4 separate regions of the Mus musculus genome follow, and regions 1, 2 and 3 are each linked to region 4. Evidence: chromatin loops called from intact Hi-C (ENCODE). Cell type or tissue: left cerebral cortex. All regions are shown on one strand. Region 1 overlaps Kcnq5 (potassium voltage-gated channel, subfamily Q, member 5). Region 2 has its middle 170 kb from the start of Kcnq5. Region 3 overlaps Kcnq5 (potassium voltage-gated channel, subfamily Q, member 5). Region 4 has its middle 310 kb from the start of Kcnq5.

Region 1 (5,000 bases), 740 kb before region 4:
CCTGTGAGGGTTAAGACCCAGACGTTGAGAACTGCTGTTCTAAAGATTGTGACTTCTGCCCATCTCTGCCATCGTTTCTTCTAATTGTCTTTACTGGACTTGACTTACAGTCACAACACACAGTGCCTCCTGCCCAAGCCAATCTCATAAGATTGGAGGAAATTTTCAAATATTCTTCCTTGGATTAGAAAGGTATGTGCCCAAATATTTCCAAGACTGATTCCTTTTAGAAAAATATTATGATCGACTCAGTATTCTAGTACTTGGAAAGATTTTCTTTGGCTGCACAATCGAAAATATCTCCCCTATGTTCTCTATGTTTCTATTTTCACCACCCAGAGCTCATCACCCATTTATGTATATATGTGTATATGTATGTATATATATATATTTTTTTTCTGGATGACTAAATTTCAAAACTTAGGTGATCTTGGTGCCTTTGTCTTATAGAGTGAATCATGACAGTCCATATCATTCTTTCCAGAACTCTTCAATGTTCTTTTGGCTTTCCCCTTTCTAATGATATATAAGACTGAACTCTTACTACTAGGGACTATTTTTATGCACATCTGCATCTTTTGCACTTAGAGTGTGCCTGCCACATATCTATGTTCTATCTTTGAATATTTTTTCTTATAGATCAGGAAATAGGAGCAATAATAGTAAAACATATCACTGGGGTCTACTAAAGTTTATCGAAGACAGTCTTCAGTTCTTCATTCCTCTCTAAGAATAATTTTTGCATGGTCAAGTACAATAGCCTTTTACTCTTCCTTATCAGTCAGGTTTGCATACCACAGTGTTACCTAAACAGCGACTGTCATTGAACAGTTGGAAGCATTCCTGGGAGGGAGATGACCTACCCTAGAATTTGCAAAGTATTTTTCAAAGATTTATTTATTTATTTTATATGACTGCACTGTAGCTGTCTTCAGACACACCAGAAGAAGGCATGGAATTCCATTACAGATGGTTGTGAGCCACCATGTTGTTGCTGGGAAATGAACTCTGGAAAAGGACCTCTGGGAGAGCAGTCAGTGCTCTTAACTGCTGAGCCATCTCTCTAGCCTGAAATTTTTTTTTACAAACAAACAAACAAACAAACAAACAAAGAACTACTTATTTCCAGTTTGCAAGTCCCAGCGCCCCTCAGAATGACACTGCATAAGAGTGTAAGAAATAGATACTAGGCACAGAAGCTTATTTATCCCCTAATTTCTCCTCCAAGTTAGAAAGTAGCAATAGATAGAGTTGTTAAAAATAAAACTAATGAGCCGGGTGGTGGTGGTGCACACCTTTAATCCCAGCACTCGGGAGGCAGAGGCAGGTGGATTTCTGAGTTCAAGGCAATCCTGGTCTACAAAGTGAGTTCCAGGACATCCAGAGCTATACACAACCCTGTCTCAAAATGCCTCCCACCCAAAAAAATAAAAATAAAATAAAATAAAACTAATGTTGTTATTAATGTTATTGAATAAACTCTGGGTTTTTGAATTTCCAATGCCAGAAGTCATTAGTTGGTTCCAATGGTCAAAGTTCAATGAAGTTTAATTTTAAAATGTCAGAGAACAATGAGCAAGGGATATTTTTTTTTCTGGAGTAAAATCATTGGAAAAGAATCCTATTTTTATTTTTGTTTTCTGGCCATCTTTCTAACTTTTCACCAGTTTGCTAAGTGCTATCTGATTTCCTCATGTTTAGAATGGGGTGTTAGTGGCTGGGAAGACTGCTCAGTAGTTAAGAGCATCCAGCTTTGGTTTCTAGCACTCACATGGTGGTGGCTCAGAACTATCTATAATTCCAGTTTCAGGGGATTCAATGCCCTTTTCTGGTCTCTGCAGGCATCAGACATGCATGTGGTGCACAGACATATAGGCAGGAAAATATCCATATACATAAAATAAGATAGTAGTAAAAAATTTAAAAGTATATTATAATACTTGAGTAGGATTAGTAATTTAATACTTATAAGGTACTTGAGGTAGCATGTAGCAGTCCTCTGTGAATAATGCTACTAGAAAGTAATAGTATATGATTAACTAGGTTTCAACTGTCCCCAGTTGACCCTAGGATAGAATGTGTGTGTCACAGAAGGGCATGAACGCTTATTAAGAGAAGTTGCAGAATGCATGACTGTTAGGCAATACCCTGTGAGAAAAACTTCTACAAAAGGGGATTAAAAAGCTTTGAAGGTACTGAAAATGACTCAGGTCAAGAACAGGTTTATTCCAGTAAAAAGGTGGGGAAGGCAGAGAAGCAGAAAAAACAAAACAAAACAAAACAAAACAAAACAAAAAAAAAAACCCAAACCTTCAGTTTGCAAGCCAGTGGCAGTTCAGAGTCTCTGTTCTAACTTGTTAACACATTAACAACTTAACTTGCCTTATAATATGAGGAAATTACAGATGTATCTTAATAGCTTTAGCCATGTGGTTGATTTAATAAAGTCTTTTATTTTTCTTTTAGCCAAGTAAGAAGCCAGCTATGTTTTCTAAAAGCAAACAAACCAAAACAAACTAAACCAAACCAACAACAACAACAACAACAAAACACTTGCTGGCACTCTCCCAAGGAGCTGTTATTGCAAGTGAAAGACAGACATGCTTAGTTTGCAAGAAACATCTGAGCTGTGGTTAACCCTCTTCAAATTCTCTGCTGGAAGTACCACAGGAAACTGTTAAAACAGTGATAGGGAATCAATCTACATTTGACATCAAATATAGATCCAATATTATTAACAGGCTGGCATTTTCTGCTGCACTGAGACACATTTGAAGACTGAAAAAAAAAAATAGAGCCCTGTTCTGACTGTTTTTAAAAAGTAGTCACTCAGGAATCCAAAAATAGCCACCACTTGAAGTTGAGACTGCCTGACACATCAGGCTCATTACTGTGATCTAAGTACCAGCCTTTGGTACTATTTGCAATTCTCCAGTAGGCCATTAAGAGAAGCTGGATAAAAATGAATGGCTGTGATACCAGTCTTGGAGGTGATTCAAGCTTCTCCCTACTCATGCTCTAGAAGGAGGCATTTATGAGAAGATATAGGAAATTGGTAAGGAAGCCAACCCAGGTAGTTACTACAAATGTGCTTAACTCTCAGAGGCCCCACTGCAGGGAATGGACAAAGCTGGAGGAAGGCTATCACAGCAGAGTCTTAGGAATGGAGCTGGTTGGACATGTAGAGGAGAGGAAGGGTTTGCCATTCTAGATCTAATATTACCAAGTTTCAAAGGAAGCCAGCAAAACTAAGCAAAATATTCAAAACAGCGATGAAAGGAAAGATTTGATTTTTTAAAAAATGCACAAGTTGTTTTTCTTAGAATGTTAAATATTTACAATATTTTTCCAAACACAAGTGTACAATGACTATATAAATATAAATATAAAAAACATAAATATAAATATAAAAAATATAAATATAAATACCAGTCTCTGGAATCAGTGCACAGGACTTCTATCAAATGGTATTCTAATGGTAGATAAGAATTAGTACTACTCAAGGTCTGACCATGTTTGTAGCTTTTGTTTCCTTTCAATGGGAAATGTCCTCATTGCTGTGTGTTTTAGTTGGCTTTTAATTGCTCTGACAAACACTGACCACAACCACAAACAACTTGGAGATGAAAGGGTTTGCCTTGCATTATAACTCCCAGTTCACAATCCATCACTAAGGGAACTCAGGGCCTGAATTCAAAGCAGGCACAGAGGTAAGAGCCATGGAAGGATTATATTTTCTAGCTTGCTCTCTTACAGTGCAGGTCCGCCTGCCCAGGGGTAGTATTGCCCACAGTAGGCTGGGTCCCCCCGTACCAAACATTGAACAAGATAATGCGCCACAGATTGCCATAGGCCAATCTGATTAAAGTGATTCCCAATAAATACTGTCAGATAACTTGGCTGTGTCAAGTTAATAGCTAAAGCTGAGTATGCCTAGAGAAAGCATTTCCAACTTGGAAGGCAAAACAGGTGAGCTGTCAACCTCTTCACATTCTGTTCTTAAATGTTCTAGATATTAAAAAAAAATATTTGGCAGATTCAGAGTACCCAACATTTCAAATACATGAAATATTAATAAATCTTGGTGTGTTTCAGACTCTTTCATGCTCAGAACCCACATCACAGATAGGGAAGAAAAGTACAATATCCCCTTTTGCATTTAGCAGTGTAGATTTGGTTGAACAAGGGAACCATTGACCTGATTTCATCATTTTTAGCAGTTTACACAGCATACTTATGGACTCCTACAGAGATCTAGGAAGGGTCTCAAGAATAATGCAGTATAGCCCTTGCCTTCAGTAGGTGACATTTGATTCATGTGTGTGTGATAAATCCAGGGATCTAATATTAATAACCCACATTTGAATATATTCAGTATTATATCAATTATATTGAAACACAGATCCAACTGTCACATAAACATTAAATAGAATACTGAAAGCCATGCGTGATTACTTTTGCTGCAAGTGGATATTTATCTATGCTCTAATGGGAATTCATTAAATATTTATCTATGTCAACTTACAGAGCATTTAGTTTTCTAGCTTTAAAATGCCCATTTAAACAGAAATTCCCCCAAAGCTAACAAAACCCAAATTATGCAGATATTAAATCTGCAAGGTCACCATTGATAGTTGTATCCAGGCAAGTAGGATGATGGAGAACAGAAGATTACTTTCTGAGAAAGACCTTCAACTATCTGAAGCAGACAGAGAAAGATTAAAAGGCTACTGTGTGTTGATGCATCCATGGCTGGAAAGAGTTATCAAGAGGCAGCAGGCATTTGGGAAAGAACTTTTTTTCTAGCTTGAAGAACAGAAATACATGGGCATTGCCTTTGGAACTGGAATACAACCAACTTTTAATTGGTTTTAAAATCTGGATTGGAACATCCCTACAGTCACCCATGAACTGACTTTATACTGTAAAAGTTGAGGGAATCTTGGCCAACCACCTGCTTTGTGAGTTGTTCTGTTTGGGTTTTTCATGGAAGTCCTTGT
Region 2 (5,000 bases), 130 kb before region 4:
TTTCAATTTAAAAAGAAAAGAATGTATAAATAACTTGCATTTGAACTTTTGTAATATTATTTCCTGTTAAAGATTAATGGTTTAATGGTTTCCATTTTATTCCATTTTATCGTTTAAGTGGCATCCAAAGTAACAGGTACCTTATGACAGTTTCATATGTACTTGGTTTTGGTTGTCCCTTCCGTGACCTTTGCTCCTCTCCATCACCTTCCTTCTCCTGTTTGTGGTACTTGCTGCCTCCTGTATTCCCTTTCCCCTTTCACATCACATCCTTTTCCGTTACTCTTCTCATATCCAACCCCATAAAGCCTCTTTCACCTCTCATGGACCCCTTTTTAATTTCCTGTGCTGTATCACACTCAGTTCCACATAATTAATAACCACCATACTAAAATTACAAAGTCAGATCTGCATGTGAGAAGGTAAACGTGGTGTTCATCTGTCTGAACCTGGTTTACCTCATTTAAAACAAAGTATTTTCAAGTTTCATCTATTTTCCTGCACATTTCATGATTTCATTTTCCTTTACACTGAATAAAATGTTATTGCGTATATAAGCCATGTGTTTATTATTAATTTATCTGCTGAAAGGCATTTGGGCTTATTCTATTTCTTTGCTAGTGTGAAGCACAGAAATAAACACAATGTACAAATGTCTCTGAGGTATGATATAGAATCTTTCTGGTATATGCCCAAAAGTAATAGAGCCAGGTCATGTGGTGATTCAGTTTTAGTTTTTGGGAAATGTGCTTTATGTAGTAACTGCACCAGTTTAAAGCCCGTCAACATTTAAGAGTGGGGATCTCCTCCCCACACTTACCGCCTTATGTGCACTTACTGTCATTTCCTTTCATGCTGTTAGCCACTGTGACTGGGATCACATTGAATTCCAAAGTAGCTTTGTTTGCATATCCCTCATGGCTATAAATGTTAGATGCATTATTAACCATTTATATTTATTATTTTAAGAAGGTTCCAGTTGACTGTCCCATGTATTGAATGGGAAGTAGATTTTTTGTATTTAATTTTACCTTTATCTAAAATATAGATGCTGAAGACTTCCTTCATCTCTGTTGGTTTTTCTGAGATATTCTCACAAAGTAATAAGGAATGGTAGTGATAGTCGTCATCATCATCATCATCACCACCACCACCACCATCATCATAATACAAAGTGCAATTTTTAAGGAATTAAGACTTGACTTTTATTTGAAGGGGTATGGGAGATGCCATCTGTTGGAAACCAGTGACATCACTACGTACAACCAGGCAAACATGTATGCCAGGCACTGTACTGTGCAATTGAGAATTCTTTATATACTTTTCAAATTAACAAGGTAGGTAGATTTTTTTTTTCTTTCAGTTCAGGATGGAAAAGTGGATGTCATATTAAATCCATTTCCCATGACTCCATGAATAAGGCAATACCATGGCCCACCCAAAAGCAAAGGTCTTGGGGTGCTTCACAGGATAGGAGGAAACTTGCCTCCTTCCATGAATGCATCATTAGCTTATCATTTGTTGCTTACACTTTTGAAGGCATCAGCAATATAGACCTTCAGTTTATGACGACAAATATATCTGATCACATGACTAAAGGGGCAGACACCATAGAGAGAAAAAAACTTATGCTATCACTGGGGACAAACATATTGAGTCTATTTTATAATTTTGCTCAATAATGTTCTCATCTAATGTAAAGATGAAGAGCTCTTGAATAGGAACCTTGCATACTGGAAAATTTTCTCCTGTAACTGGCTTTTATCTTGATGTTTAAAATTGAAGTGCAGGAAATTTGATCAAAATCAAACTTAGTAGGAAACAAACAGATTAAAAGGTCTAATCGATTTTCCTACATTCAATCAATACTTTCTTCATTCCCAATTCAGCGGGTAGCCTTCTTTCAAACAACCATGTCAGCCAAGAATGACTAAAAACTGCATTTGATTTTTACCACATACTGTTAGGTGAAAATTAACTACAGGGAAGCAGAAGTTAGAAGATTCAATAGCAAATGCATTCTCTCTTCTATATGAAAGCTTCTCTGTGTAGAACATGTTAATGAAAGGCATCCTGTAATGCAGATGTGGAAGAACACATGTACACTATCATTTGATTCTTAAACTGTCATATGTCCTTGACAATACTTGTTTTCTAGGGTTAGTGATCTTGTGATTGAATTTTAATAATCAATAGTTCTTTAATTAATAATTAATAAATTAAACCAGATGTAGCACTTTACTTTCTAGTATTAGAATGCTAACTTTTAAAAATCGTATAGTGAAGCTTTGAGTTTTCACACTGTTAAATTTTGCAATAAATTTCAAATTCAGATATTAAGAAAAAGTCTTTGCTTCATTTCTGAAAAAAAAAATCTGCCCATTCTCTTAACTGTATTACTACACAGCTATCATGTTAAATGCCAAGTTACTTATCAAGTTGTATTATATTGTTATCACATGACCTCGGCATTTCTTTTTGCCCTAAATCAGCATGCTTGTCCTATCTAATGGGAATAACAAATACAGGTCCCGCTGTGAAGCTGCCACAACATGGCAAAAGAAACTTACAAACAAAATCATAAATTTGATAGCTCAAGCTACTACGGTTAGAATCTGATCTATTCCACCAGGTGTGTGTATTTGAACACTTGGTTCCCAGAGAATGGAGTTGTTTTCAGAATTTATGAAGCCTTGGTAGGAAGGTATGAGTTAGAAAGGGAAGCCTTTGATGTCTGTGACTTAGTTGTGTCTTGTCTCTGCTTCCAGATGGGCTGCTGCCCTGTAACAGCTCGCTACACTCTTGCACAAAAGTGTTGCACCACTCCTGCTGCTGTGCTTTTCCCACGTGATGGACTGAAATACTTTGAAATTCTGAGCTCCAATAAGCTCTTCCTTCCTTAAATTGCTTTTCTTTGCTGTTGTCAGAGCAATGAGAAAGTTCAGAAGCCTGCTTTGAAGTGATACAGCTGGCGTCCAAAAGATGTGTAAGAGGAGCTAAGTGGGAGTGGAAAGCACACAAGGCAAGCTGGTATATTCTAGAATTTCTGGGAAATCATATAGTGAATATAGGAGTCAGTGAGAAAATGTTGAGTCTATACTGGATAGAGGGATAAAAGCAGAGTATTTAGTGAGATTTTTACAAAGGGCTATCATGAAATGTGATTATTTGAGATATGTTCTTCATGGGCTCAAGTACTTGAACACTTACTTTCCAGTTGGTGGCATTGATTGTGGAGGTTTAAATGGTACAGCCTTGCTGGAGGGAATATGTCACTAGGGGCAGGCTCCAACCTACTTCCAGGTTACATTCTCTGCTTTGTACTTACAGTTGAGGATGTGAACTCTCAGCTTTCTTCTCAGGCCACCATAGCTGCTGCTTATTGCTTTGCTTCCATAACCTAAAGAAAGAGTGGTTATAAACATCCAAGCTTACAGAACACCAAATAGATTGGACAAGAAGAGGATATCTTCCTGCCACATAACAGTCAAAACACTAAATGTACAGAACAAAGAAATAATATTAAGATAAACACCACCTCAGAGTAAAGGGCTGGACAAAGGTTTTCCAAGCAAATGAACCCAAGAAACAAGTTGGAGGAGCCATTCTAATACGAACAGACTTTCAACCAAAAGCATTCAAAAGCGATGGGGAAAGAGACTTCATTCTCATCAAAGGAAAAATCCACTAAGAGGACATTGCAACTCTGAATATCTATGGCCCAAATGCATGGGCATCCACATTCATTAAAGGAACATTACTGAAGCTTAAATCACAGCTCTATACCCACACATTCATAGTGGGAAACTTCAACACCCCGCTCTCACCAATGGACAAGTCACTGAGAAAGAAACTAAACAGAAAGATAACAAAACTAACAGAGATTATGACTCAAATGGACCTAATAGCTATCTATAGGACATTTCACCCAAACACAAAAAAAAATATATCTTCTTGACAACTCACAGACTCTTCTCCAAAACTGACCATATACTTGGTCACAAAGCAAGCCTCAACAGATATAAGATGATGGAAATAACTCCATTCATCTTATCAGATGACCAAGCACTAAAGCTGCACTTCAACAACAACAGATACAACACAAACCTATATATTCATGAAAGATGAACAACTCCCTACTCACTGATCACTGGGGTGGGGGTGTCATGGAAGAGAGAGGGAGAGGGAGAGGGAGAGGGAGAGGGAAAGGGAGAGGGAGAGAGAGGGAGGGAGGGAGGGAGGAAGGAAGGAAGGAAGGAAGGAAGGAAGGAAGGAAGGAAGGAAGGGAAAGGAAAGGAGGAAAGAAAGGAAGAAAAAGGAAAGGAGGAAAGAAAGGAAGAAAAAGGAAAGGAGGAAAGAAAGGATGAAACAAGAAAGAAAGGCTTTTTCCTAGAACTCAATGAAAATGAGGGCTTAATATACCAAACTTAAGGGACGCAATGAAAGCACTGCTAAGAGAAAAGTTCATAGCACTCAATGTCCTCATAAAGATATCAGAGAGTTCTCATAATAAGGAATTAAAAGTACATCTGAAGGTTGTAGATGAGAAGGAAGCAAACATACCCAGAAGGAGTAGACAGCCAGAAATATTCAAACTTAGGGCAGAAATCAATCAATTAGAAACAAAGAGAACAAGACAAAGGATCAAAAATCCAAGGGTTGGTTCTTTGAGAAAATCAACATAATGATAAAGCCCTTAGTTAAACTAGCTAAAAGGCACAGAGACAGTCCACAAATTAACAAAATCAGAAACAAAAAGGTATACGTAACAACAGATATCAAGTTATTCAAAAAATCATCAGGTCTTCAAAAGGATGTACTCCACAAAACTGGAAAATCTAAATGAAACAGATGTGTTATTAGACAGATATCACTTACCAAAGTTAAATCAAGATCAGGGAGCCCTTATAAGAAAGAAGAAGCACACATTAAAAGTTCCCAAGGTGGGGGGGGGGGGGGGTAAGCCCAGATGGTTTTAGTTCAGAATTTTACCAGACTTT
Region 3 (5,000 bases), 730 kb before region 4:
AGTAGTGAAGAGAACAGAAGAGTAAAATTGGCACAAATAATGCAATATACATTGCAATATACATATATATGTATATATATGAAAGTAATAAAATAAAAAAAAACTAAACAGAAATTTCATGAAATAAAAAGCTGATTTCTATGTAAAAAAGTCAATAAAATTGATAAATCTTTTGTAGGCTGATAGAGACAACCTATCTCAGAAATGTAATAGACGATGTCACCATGGACATGGTGGCTGTGAAATATCAATATGGAGTCTTTATGGATGTAGGTTCTGAAGGTAATGGAATACAATCCCACAGCAAACACCCTATCCTTTGGCTCTTATAAGCTTTCCACCCCATCTTGTGCAGAGATGTTACTCAATCTTAGGTGTAGAAGTGTTTTGTATCTGTAGTATATCTGTACTGTATTTGTAATGTATATGTAAAACATGAGCCCCACAACTCTACGTTGTGATTTGTTGTGGTGTTCTGCAGGGTTTCCATCTGTTGTAAAGAGACATTTTCTTGATGAGCATAAAGGTTATACATCCCTGTAGGTATTAAAACAAACATTTAGAATCTAGTTAGGGATTATGCTGGTTTAGTAAAGGGGTGGTTGTAAGTTCTCCTCCCAGATCCCTGACTTCATTAGTGAGAGGGATGAGACAGGCTGACTCCATGACAGCCTTCAAATCGACAGTCTAGGCAACTAGGCCTAAGAACTGGGCAAGCCCAGGCAAGTCAGTTTGTAGGAAAAACCCCAGCCCCCAGCCCCCACACCCTGGTAATGGTTCTGGAATGGCTAGAGATAAAGGTCACTTACCCTGGAATTCCTCAGCAAAGGTTCCTAGCCCCCAAGCACTGGTAATGACTATTGCTAGTTCTCAAATAGTTTCCACTCATGTACCTGGGCACAAATACCACCCACTCTTTTAATCTACCAACCACTCTTCTAATCGACCCCCCATACAAATAACCAACCAGCTAACTTCATTTAAAAAAGAGCAAAGAAATGTGTATAAAAATCTAGACACCGAAGATGCATGAAGCAGCTAGTCTTGATTTCTGGCCAATGGTCTTTGAGATTACCTATCATTAAATTATTATCTCCTTCCCAGATAATAAGGAAGTCTAGCCACATGGTACCTTTTTATTGAACAAGATGACTTTTCAGAATATTTCTTGATACTTCCTGTCTATTCGTGAAGTTAATCTGTTTACAAGTTACTCTTAAAATAGTTTTAGGTGCAGATTTATTTATTTATTTTTGGTACAAATTCAGGATTCCTAACAGCACATGTTGTAGTTGTTTTCTCATTAACCAACAGCATTGTTAATTAAAACAGTGACCTATTTCTAATTTACAAGCTGTCTGCTGTGACTATTAGTTACTTCTTTCTTGTTTTTCTGCTGTCAAATAGCTGTGTGTGTGTGTGCGTGTGTGCGTGTGTGTGTGTGTGTGTGTGTGTGTGTGGTTGAACTGCCAATGTTACAAACCTCTTGACATTTACACCAGTTCTTAAAGAGCTGTGGCTAATTAAACACACAAAATGTAACTATTACTTCTATTCAGAGTATTACATCCATCAGTTCTCAGCCACTTCCCTTCAGTTTCTTATGTGTGCGTATATTTAAAGCAGTGCAAAGCTAGTGAGCCAACCTGCCTTGTCACCTGATTCCTGCAGGAAAATCATTTGTGACATAAATGTTAAAGGAATGCATTAGTTGGAAGGATTACTGGTTATGGTCACTGTAACATGGAAAATTCTACCAGAATCATACATACTGAAAGGGTGACATGAAGATGTGGAAATGGCCCTTTACTTAAGTTCAGTATGAAAATAAATAAACAAAAACATAGTAATTTCTTGGAATTCTGCCTCTCTGGAGAGTAGGAAAAATATTTTTAAAAGCATGTCTTCTAGGGCTGGAGAGGCGGCTCTGTAGTTAGGAATACATGCTACTCTTCCAAAGGACTTGGTTCAATTTCTAGTATACTTGTTAGAAGCATACATACTTAATTAAAGGGGATCTGACCCACTTTTCTGGCTTCTACAGGCACTGCACACACATGATCTGTTGGCCTCTAAGCAGGCAGAACACCCCTAGACATAAAATAATTAAAAATAATTTAGAAAAGAAAATATGCCTATGGAATACTTCGCAGAGCTCATCACATACTGTTACCAACTTAGTTTTCAAATGTCTCCTTATTTTGGAGACACAAAGTATTATTTCAACTATTAGTGTGTTTGAGGAGAATTAGAGAAGCAAGGTTTTGCTGAATAGAACAATTCCTTCTGAGTAGAAGACAAATGGATGCTTTAAAATCAGGTCCATGTGGTGGAGGTGGTGGTGAGCAGACAACGGAACTTTCCAAAAGTGCTTAGTCTGTGGGAGGTGGTGTGTGGATAAGGACACAGCAGTAGAGTGGGGTACAGATGGAGAAGGTAAAAAGAGGTGTGAAGGGACATCCATGCTTCCAGCCTTGGAAAACGAATGCTTCAGAGTATTTAAACAGGCAAATGAGCTGCCTCATTGGTCAAAAGGCATGGGAAACCACAGATAAACTCTCAAGTAGAGTCAGAAAACTACAGTGTCTGCCAGTCATCTCTCTTTGGGGTAATTAAGTTTGATATTTCTCTAAACATATTTTAGCTTTTTCAATCTTTTCACTTTTTGAAATCTGTCCCCTCTGGAAAGGAAAACATGGAACCACATCTATAAGACAAATTTTACATCAGGTTCTTTAGAGGGAAAAGTGAGAGTCAGGTTTTTCTCCTTATGTTGAACATAAAGTGTAGTTCCCAAATGCCTTGGGTTTTGAAGGAAACAGGAATTCAAGATGGCACTAGGGTAGTTCTTGAAGGCCAAACAGAAGGAGCCTCTGTTTATTTTAGTCTCACTGAAGGCCCAGGCTGTGCTACTGGACTGGAAGAAGCTTGAGAACTTCTAGTTGATGATATTGTAATGTGCTTGTTGGAAGAAATGGAAACAGTAGGCATAGGCCTTAGAGAACATGGCTTTCTATGTAGTGTTAGAGAAAGTCAGAAATAACATACTATATACTGTCTTAGTTAGGGTTCATTGCGCTGAGGAGACACCATAACCACAAAAAATCCTATAAGAGAAAAAATTTAATTGGCGCTAGCTTACAGTTTTGGAGGTTTAGTCCATTACAGTCATGGTGGGAAACATGGTAACAAGCAGGCAGACATGGCACTAGAGAAGGAGCTGAGAGGTCTACATCTTGATCTACAAGCAACATAAGAAGACTGTGTCCCACACTGGGAATAGCTTGAGCATATAAGACGTCAAAGACCACCTCCACAGTGACACACTTCTTCCAACAAGGCCATACTTATGTTAACAAGACCACACCTCCCAATAGTGTCACTCCCTATGGGCCAAGTACTCCATCACATGATTCTATAAGAGCCATACCTATTAAAACCACTGCAACGATGTTTCTAAATCCCATGTCCTAGTATTCATTATAGAACTTCGTTAAGTTACCAGGAGAAGTAATCTTCATGAATTCTCAAATCACCTGACCCTCCTTTTGTCTCTCCATAAATTAGGAGCTATTTTGATGTAAAGCCTGTATTTTCTTCCCTGATCTTTTCTCATTGTTATTTTTCCATTACAAGCACCAAGGTGCATTTAATTACTTAGAATTACATATGGCCCCAATCACTACAGCATGTACTGCTGCTGTTAAGGAACTCCAGGCAAACGCTGTATCCCATGGTAAATTTTAGAGGTAAGAAAACACACCCTTCTCTCTGTTCACACTACCTGTACACCTGTATGTACAAAAGCTTTCAGAACTTGATGTTAGGAAACAGCCAGTTAGACTTATGCAGACAAACAGAACAGACAAAAATCAATGAATGCAAATCTAGAGGAAGAAAAGGGGCTGGGGAAACAGCTCAATGTGTAAAATTATTGTGCAAGAATGAAGACTTGAGAATCAAGCTCCAGCAACCACATAAATAGTGGGGGCATCAGTGTTCATTTGCAACCCCACTGCTTAGGGGATTGTATATGCAGGCAGATCATAGAGGCTAACTGGCCAGGCATTCTAGTGGAAGTGGTGATTTCTGGGTTTAGAGTGAGATGCACTCAAAAATTAAGGTGGATTTGATGAAGACACCCATTTATCATGGAGTGTTTCAACATCTCTCCCTCTTGGCACAGTGTGCCATTGTGGGTCTTTGTTAGTTCACATATATAAGAGAAAGCATCTCTAATGATGGTTGAGAAACACACATCACTATGGGTATATCATTAGAAGTCATTTTATTGCCATGTTCCTTTAGCAGAACAATAGTATTTAATTTTTCCTTATGCTCATGACCTATCAAGTCTCAGGTTCTTGCATGTTATGAGGCATGAGTTCTATCTCATGGAGTGGTCCTTAGATCCAATCAGAAAGGGTTTGCTTTCATACTTTCACGTTTGTACAACTATTGAATCAATATATCATGTAAGCAGGTCACCATTGTAGATTATAGGGTTTGTAGCTGGGTTGGTTTTACCTTTCTCCTCTGGTAGCATACAGTACCATGAACAGTAATCAATAGTGTTGGTAGGTTCTAGTTAGGCACCAACTTGGTTTTTCTGTGTTCAATGAAGTATGTAAAAACCCCTCCCCTGAGAGCTCAGGGAGCTATGATCAAGAAAAGACAAAAAGAATGTAAGATCCAGAGAAGATGCACAACTCCAAGGAAAGAAAGCATCTTCCAAACATGACAGGACTGAAAAACATGAATGCATAGAGACTGTGGCAGCAGGCACAGGGCCCGCCAAGGTTCCAGCCAGAGAGGGTCCCAGCGCTGAGAGGGAAAAGTGGACATGTGCTCCTACCACTAATCAAGAAGTTAGCTCCAATGACATCTGTTTGCATGGAAACAATTAATTTTCTCTAATGGCACCTCACTGGGTATGTTAACGACTGGGTATATGGATTCAATAGTACCTTTGTAGACTTTTGTCTGATAATCTTTTGTTT
Region 4 (5,000 bases):
AATCTTCCACATACATTCCCCTAGTGGAAAAGATGGCAAGGCAGCCTTTCTTCTGGTCCTTAATGAACAAAGCAAGCAGAGGGCAGGAAACTTCTGAGTATCACCTACTCACTGCACTTTCACATTTGCTTGCAGGAAGACTAGAAAGACTTCTGTGACCAACTAAGGAAGGCAACGGTTCCTTGTGGGGCTCACGTGTTCTTGCTCATGGTTTATAAGCCCCATTTATTGATCCAGAGAAGGCAACAACTTTCTGGACTAGGAACTGACAACCAGATGAGATCTGAGGGAGAAGAGAGTCGCGATCCCTTCTTGTAACGATCATTTGCCTTTGCTCTGGTCACTAAAAGTGTGTCTTGCATGCGGTATTAGGCTTTAAGCTTCACCAATCAACCAAGAATCCACAGTCCCAGTCGTTCATTCCTGATGCAGTTTCCTTGGCAACCATGGCCCTGCCAGAAAGCTCACCAACCCACAGTGAGACTGTGTGAAGCCCAGCAGCTCTGTCAGGAACTCTCAGCTTTTAAATAATAGGAGACCACACTGAGATACTTTCTTGCTCAAACGCCAACCTGGATGCCATCATTCTGTATTTGTGGTGCGCCTTTCATCTGGGCAGTTCAAAGCAGGACTGGGTCGGACCTTATGGAGATGAACGTTATAGTTAGTCACACGTTCTGGAAAGGAACCAGAAACGAGGTGTGAGGGAAATCAAAGGACTCTGTAGCCGAGTGCTGACTTCGCCCCTTCCTTTCTTTTGCTTTCTCCCTTCCTTTTATGTCTTCCTAATGTTCGTCCCCATTTCCTTTACTCCTATTATATATTTCTTAAGTGATATCCCTGGCACTCCCTTGCAGTCAATCTTTACAGTTGCCTCTAGAAAGACCAAACTCGAAGGCTGGACTTGAGATCGCCCACTCTGTAGGTTCCTCCATTGACTTTGCTGTCACCTGAGCTAAACATGACTAGTGTCCATGTCAGATGCTGCTACTGCAGGTTTCATTCAGATCATCTGAGTCACTCTTTTCTTTCCTTGCCTCAATTGATGATCTTGGAGGGAGTCCCTAAAGAGCCCTCAATATCAGAGAAGACAAGAAGAGTCCCTGTACAAAAATTAAAACGTTCCAACAAAATCACTTAGGGCAGAGTTCTCCCAAGATTAGTGTCCAGATACCTCCCCAGGGATGACATTATAAGACGCCTTTGATTCAGTTTTGGATGGAATCTGAGGTTCCACATCTCCAACAAGCTCTCAAGTCACACTGCTCCTAGTGGTTGGGTTAGAAGACCAGCCTTTGAGGAAGGAAGGGCTCTGGCTCTGTGTCTGCATCTATACTGTTCCTCTGTGGGCTGTTAGGATGAGAGTGGGAAACACAGGTCCCGTTCTTATACCGTTTTGTATAATCAAGAATGCTTCATGTATTCCTTTGAGACATGCAAGGTAGTCAGTATTATTGTCTGTGTTTTCTGTTCAATATCAGAAAATAGTGAGATTTCACAACCAGTTGTTTATACCCGTCACAAAAAGATTAATTTAGGAGTTGAGAGATACTAGCGTCTTATAGAGGACCTTTAAGTGCCACATCAGATGGCTCATGATCACTTGTCATTCCAACTCCGGTGTATCTCATGCCCTCTTCTGGCCTCTTGGGCACTCACGTGCATGTCACCAAACACAGACATGCATGTATATAGGTAATGTTAAAATGAATAATACATTTTTAAAAAAGAAAAACCCAACTTGAACGTTTTGTTGTTATTGTAAAAAGTATAAATTGTTGCAGTGGCTGTTAAAACGCATCTAGCAAGTTGTTTCAAGGACTCACAGAAAGGTTTTCAGAGACATTTTGAAGGTCTTGTTGTTGTTATTTCTTGGCTTCTTTTTGCTTTTTTGTTTTTGTTCATTTGTTGATGGGAAGCTCCCAGATTCATAGTTAATGGAACTTTACTGATTCAGTGGCTATGGTCTGGCTTCTCTCCAGACTGACTTAGTTACTCGTGGTAATGAGACTGGGAAGATACCAGACGCGAATCGGCTTCCACCTGAACCTGAATGGAAATGACCTCATTTACCTGAACCACAGGCATGCCGGGAACGTGAGAATGTACCTGTGTTTGCAACTCTTTGTAATAGTTAATATCCTTAGAAGAGGTCTTGCCACACCCAAACTCCAATGACAGCCTCAGGGATCTAGGGTAGAAGGGCAAAGGAATGTGGTGACAGAGACTGCCACCTTCCAAAGGCCACCTGGAGCTTCAGAAACTAGGAAGGTTATGAAAAGATTCTTCCTATATTCTAAGGCTACTCAATCCCTCTGAGTTACCATGGCTTTGTGTTTCTGACCTCTCGGGGCTTACACACAACTCTTGTTATTTTATGTCACCCACTTTGTGGTAATTTGTTGTGGTAGACCTAGGAGCCTTCACAATTTCCCAACGTTTAACATAGTCTAGCTTTGTATGTTTCCCCCCCCCCCCCCCCCCGGCTCTTCAAGCTTCCAGATGTTTAACCCAGCCTGGCTTTGAATGTTTTCCCGTGTGCCTCAGAGCTCCCGATGCCTAGCTTCTGTTGTCTGGTCTGGGCACTTAGGGGTTGCTTGTAACGTGATCCTGAGCATCAACCAACTCCGTATTGAGTAAGTGATTCTCCGGCCAGACTCATTAAGGAAAATCACACGAACTTACTGCAATTTGAAAGCTTTAAGAGTAAAACTCCGTATTACAAAAGAAGGCATCGTACGTAATTCTTTAATGAGAAAGAATGATAAGGATGTGGACATTTTTGAAATTTTAAGACAGTTAAAGTTCCAAAGCAGATGTGTTTATGTAATGGTAAAGACAGTTTCCGAGGTTTGGCCTCAAACTTTCAAGTTTGGTCCATTCTGCTGTAATTGCTCTTGAGATTTTTATGGCAATGGTACTGTGAAGGGTATCCAAGCTGCATGAAGCGCTGCTGCCATCTTGTGGCTGAAATGCCCCACTACATTTGTTTTCTACTTGGGCAAGACAGAGTTCAGAGTGGAAGTCAGGTTTTAATATTGAACTTGTGTCCTTCAGCTGGTGTGGCAGAGTATGACAGCACATGCTCTCTTTTCTTTTTTATTCGACAAGGGAGGAGAACAATATAATACAGCTGCCAATAATCGGTGGCAATTCACAAATACCACTCTCTCCGAAGATGAGAGCACACTGGGAATTTCAATTTGAGTTGTAGTCCCTGCTCAATCTGTGTGTGCGTGGTCTTCAACACGCGGGGTTCTGGAGAGGAAAGATGAGGAGGTCACAGTTTTAAGAGGCCAGCTACTACCCACTCTGTATTTGAGGTTTCTTCTATGTTTTTCTGCCGTGAGGCCATCTACCCACACTCTGGAGAGTCTTTTGTTTGTTTAATTTTCTGTCATCTAGCATTTTGATTGCCTAGTTTTCTAGGAAAAGGAATTTTAAAAACCTCTGAGTCATGTTTGATATACAGTTGCCATATATTAAAATTATTGTTCTTCGGCACCAGCTTCCTTTTTCCCTTAGTAGATATTCCTGAGTGATACACACCAGCATCTCCACTCCCTAAACCATAATCAAATTGCCAAACACACTAATGCTCAGAATCATGACCTGAGGTCTTAAGAGTGGATGTTCTAGGACCTACCTCTACCATCACCACTACAAATGTGTGAGGAGAACACCTCATAACTCTTTAAGATATTATTTGAAAGCCTCACTCCAAGAATGTCTCAAGAACATAAATGAAGCCCTAAAACATTGTTCTCAGGTATGAAATTGGTAATTTTAATCAAATGTAAGAGTTATAAATGGCTAGGGAAATGAATTTGGCTTTATTTCAATGCAGTTTTGAGCAGCTAGTCCCTCAGAGTGAAGGCAGAACTCAGGTTGATTGGTTTGTTTAATATATGTGTTCATTTGTTTCTCTCTTCCTTGTTAGTATGTTTATTGTTTATTATTAATACTACATTTAATGGTTGTTTTGTTCATTGATGTGACAAAATAGTCAGAAGCAACGTGAGACAGAGTGGTCCTTAGGTGGTGAAGGCAGGAATGTGAAGCCAGCTTCATTGCACCCATGGCCAGGAAGCAGGGATGATGGCCAGTATTCTGCTCAGTGTTTCATGCTTGACTCACTCTGGGTCTCCAGCCAATGGAATGGAGCTGTTAATCCAACAGACGTGAGGAGAAAGACCACTGATGCGATTCATGGCCAAACTAATTAAGGCGAGCTTTGTTTTTTTTTTTTTTTTTTTTTTTTGTTTTGTTTTGTTTTGTTTTAATTTTATTTTATTTTTATTAGGTATTTTTCTCGTTTACATTTTCAATGCTATCCCAAAAGTCCGCCATACCCCCCCCCCCAATCCACTACCCACCCACTCCCCCGTTTTGGCCCTGGGGTTCCCCTGTACTGGGGCATATACAGTTTGCAAGTCCAATGGGCCTCTCTTTGCAGTGATGGCCAACTAGGCCATCTTTTGATACATATGCAGCTAGAGTCAAGAGCTCCAGGGTACTGGTTAGTTCATAATGTTGTTCCACCTATAGGGTTGCAGTTCCCTTTAGCTCCTTGGGTAATTTCTCTAGCTCCTCCATTGGGGGCCGTGTGACCCATCCAATAGCTGACTGTGATCATCCACTTCTGTGTTTGCTAGGCCCCGGCATAGTCTCACAAGAGACGGCTATATCTGGGTCCTTTCAGCAAAATCTTGCTAGTGTATGCAATGGTGTCAGCGTTTGGGAGCTGATTATGGGATGGATCCCTGCATATGGCAATCACTAGATGGTCCATCCTTTCGTCACAGCTCCAAATTTTGTCTCTGTAACTCCTTCAATGGGTGTTTAGTTCCCATTTCTAAGAAGGGGCAAAGTGTCCACACTTTGGTCTTCATTCTTCATGAATTTCATGTGTTTAGCAAGTTGTATCTTATATCTTGGGTATCCTCAGTTTCTGGGCTAATATCCACTTATCAGTGAGTACATATTGTGCGAGTTCCTTT

Evidence for each region. A loop is a pair of places that touch in the nucleus more often than their neighbours do. Peaks named below come from ENCODE experiments on the same cell type or tissue, not always from the same donor. Only the 100,000 strongest peaks of a DNase experiment are listed, where the experiment ranks them.
Region 1: it touches region 4 in a loop (3.0-fold over the local background); 4 of 42 quality-filtered maps call a loop at or near these places.
Region 2: a loop joins it to region 4, with 2.2 times the contacts of the local background. A loop is called at or near these places in 2 of 42 quality-filtered maps.
Region 3: a loop joins it to region 4, with 2.5 times the contacts of the local background. A loop is called at or near these places in 3 of 42 quality-filtered maps.

The regions. Positions count from the first base shown.
Region 1 is chr1:21,528,932-21,533,931 of GRCm38, forward strand. The region is part of intron 3 of Kcnq5 (potassium voltage-gated channel, subfamily Q, member 5); the gene reads right to left. Among named protein-coding and RNA genes, the nearest start is that of Khdc1b, 150 kb to the left of the region's middle. In left cerebral cortex, no CTCF peak of the experiment used is centred here; a DNase peak (open chromatin) is centred at 2,941.
Region 2 is chr1:22,133,971-22,138,970 of GRCm38, forward strand. No RefSeq gene overlaps it. Among named protein-coding and RNA genes, the nearest start is that of Kcnq5, 170 kb to the left of the region's middle. In left cerebral cortex, no CTCF peak of the experiment used is centred here; a DNase peak (open chromatin) is centred at 2,920.
Region 3 is chr1:21,537,288-21,542,287 of GRCm38, forward strand. The region is part of intron 2 of Kcnq5 (potassium voltage-gated channel, subfamily Q, member 5); the gene reads right to left. Among named protein-coding and RNA genes, the nearest start is that of Khdc1b, 160 kb to the left of the region's middle. In left cerebral cortex, no CTCF peak of the experiment used is centred here; a DNase peak (open chromatin) is centred at 2,404; H3K27ac peaks cover 1,802 bases.
Region 4 is chr1:22,266,212-22,271,211 of GRCm38, forward strand. No RefSeq gene overlaps it. Among named protein-coding and RNA genes, the nearest start is that of Kcnq5, 310 kb to the left of the region's middle. In left cerebral cortex, CTCF peaks have their summits at 1,281 and 2,958 (motif pointing left); DNase peaks (open chromatin) are centred at 540 and 2,959; H3K27ac peaks cover 967 bases.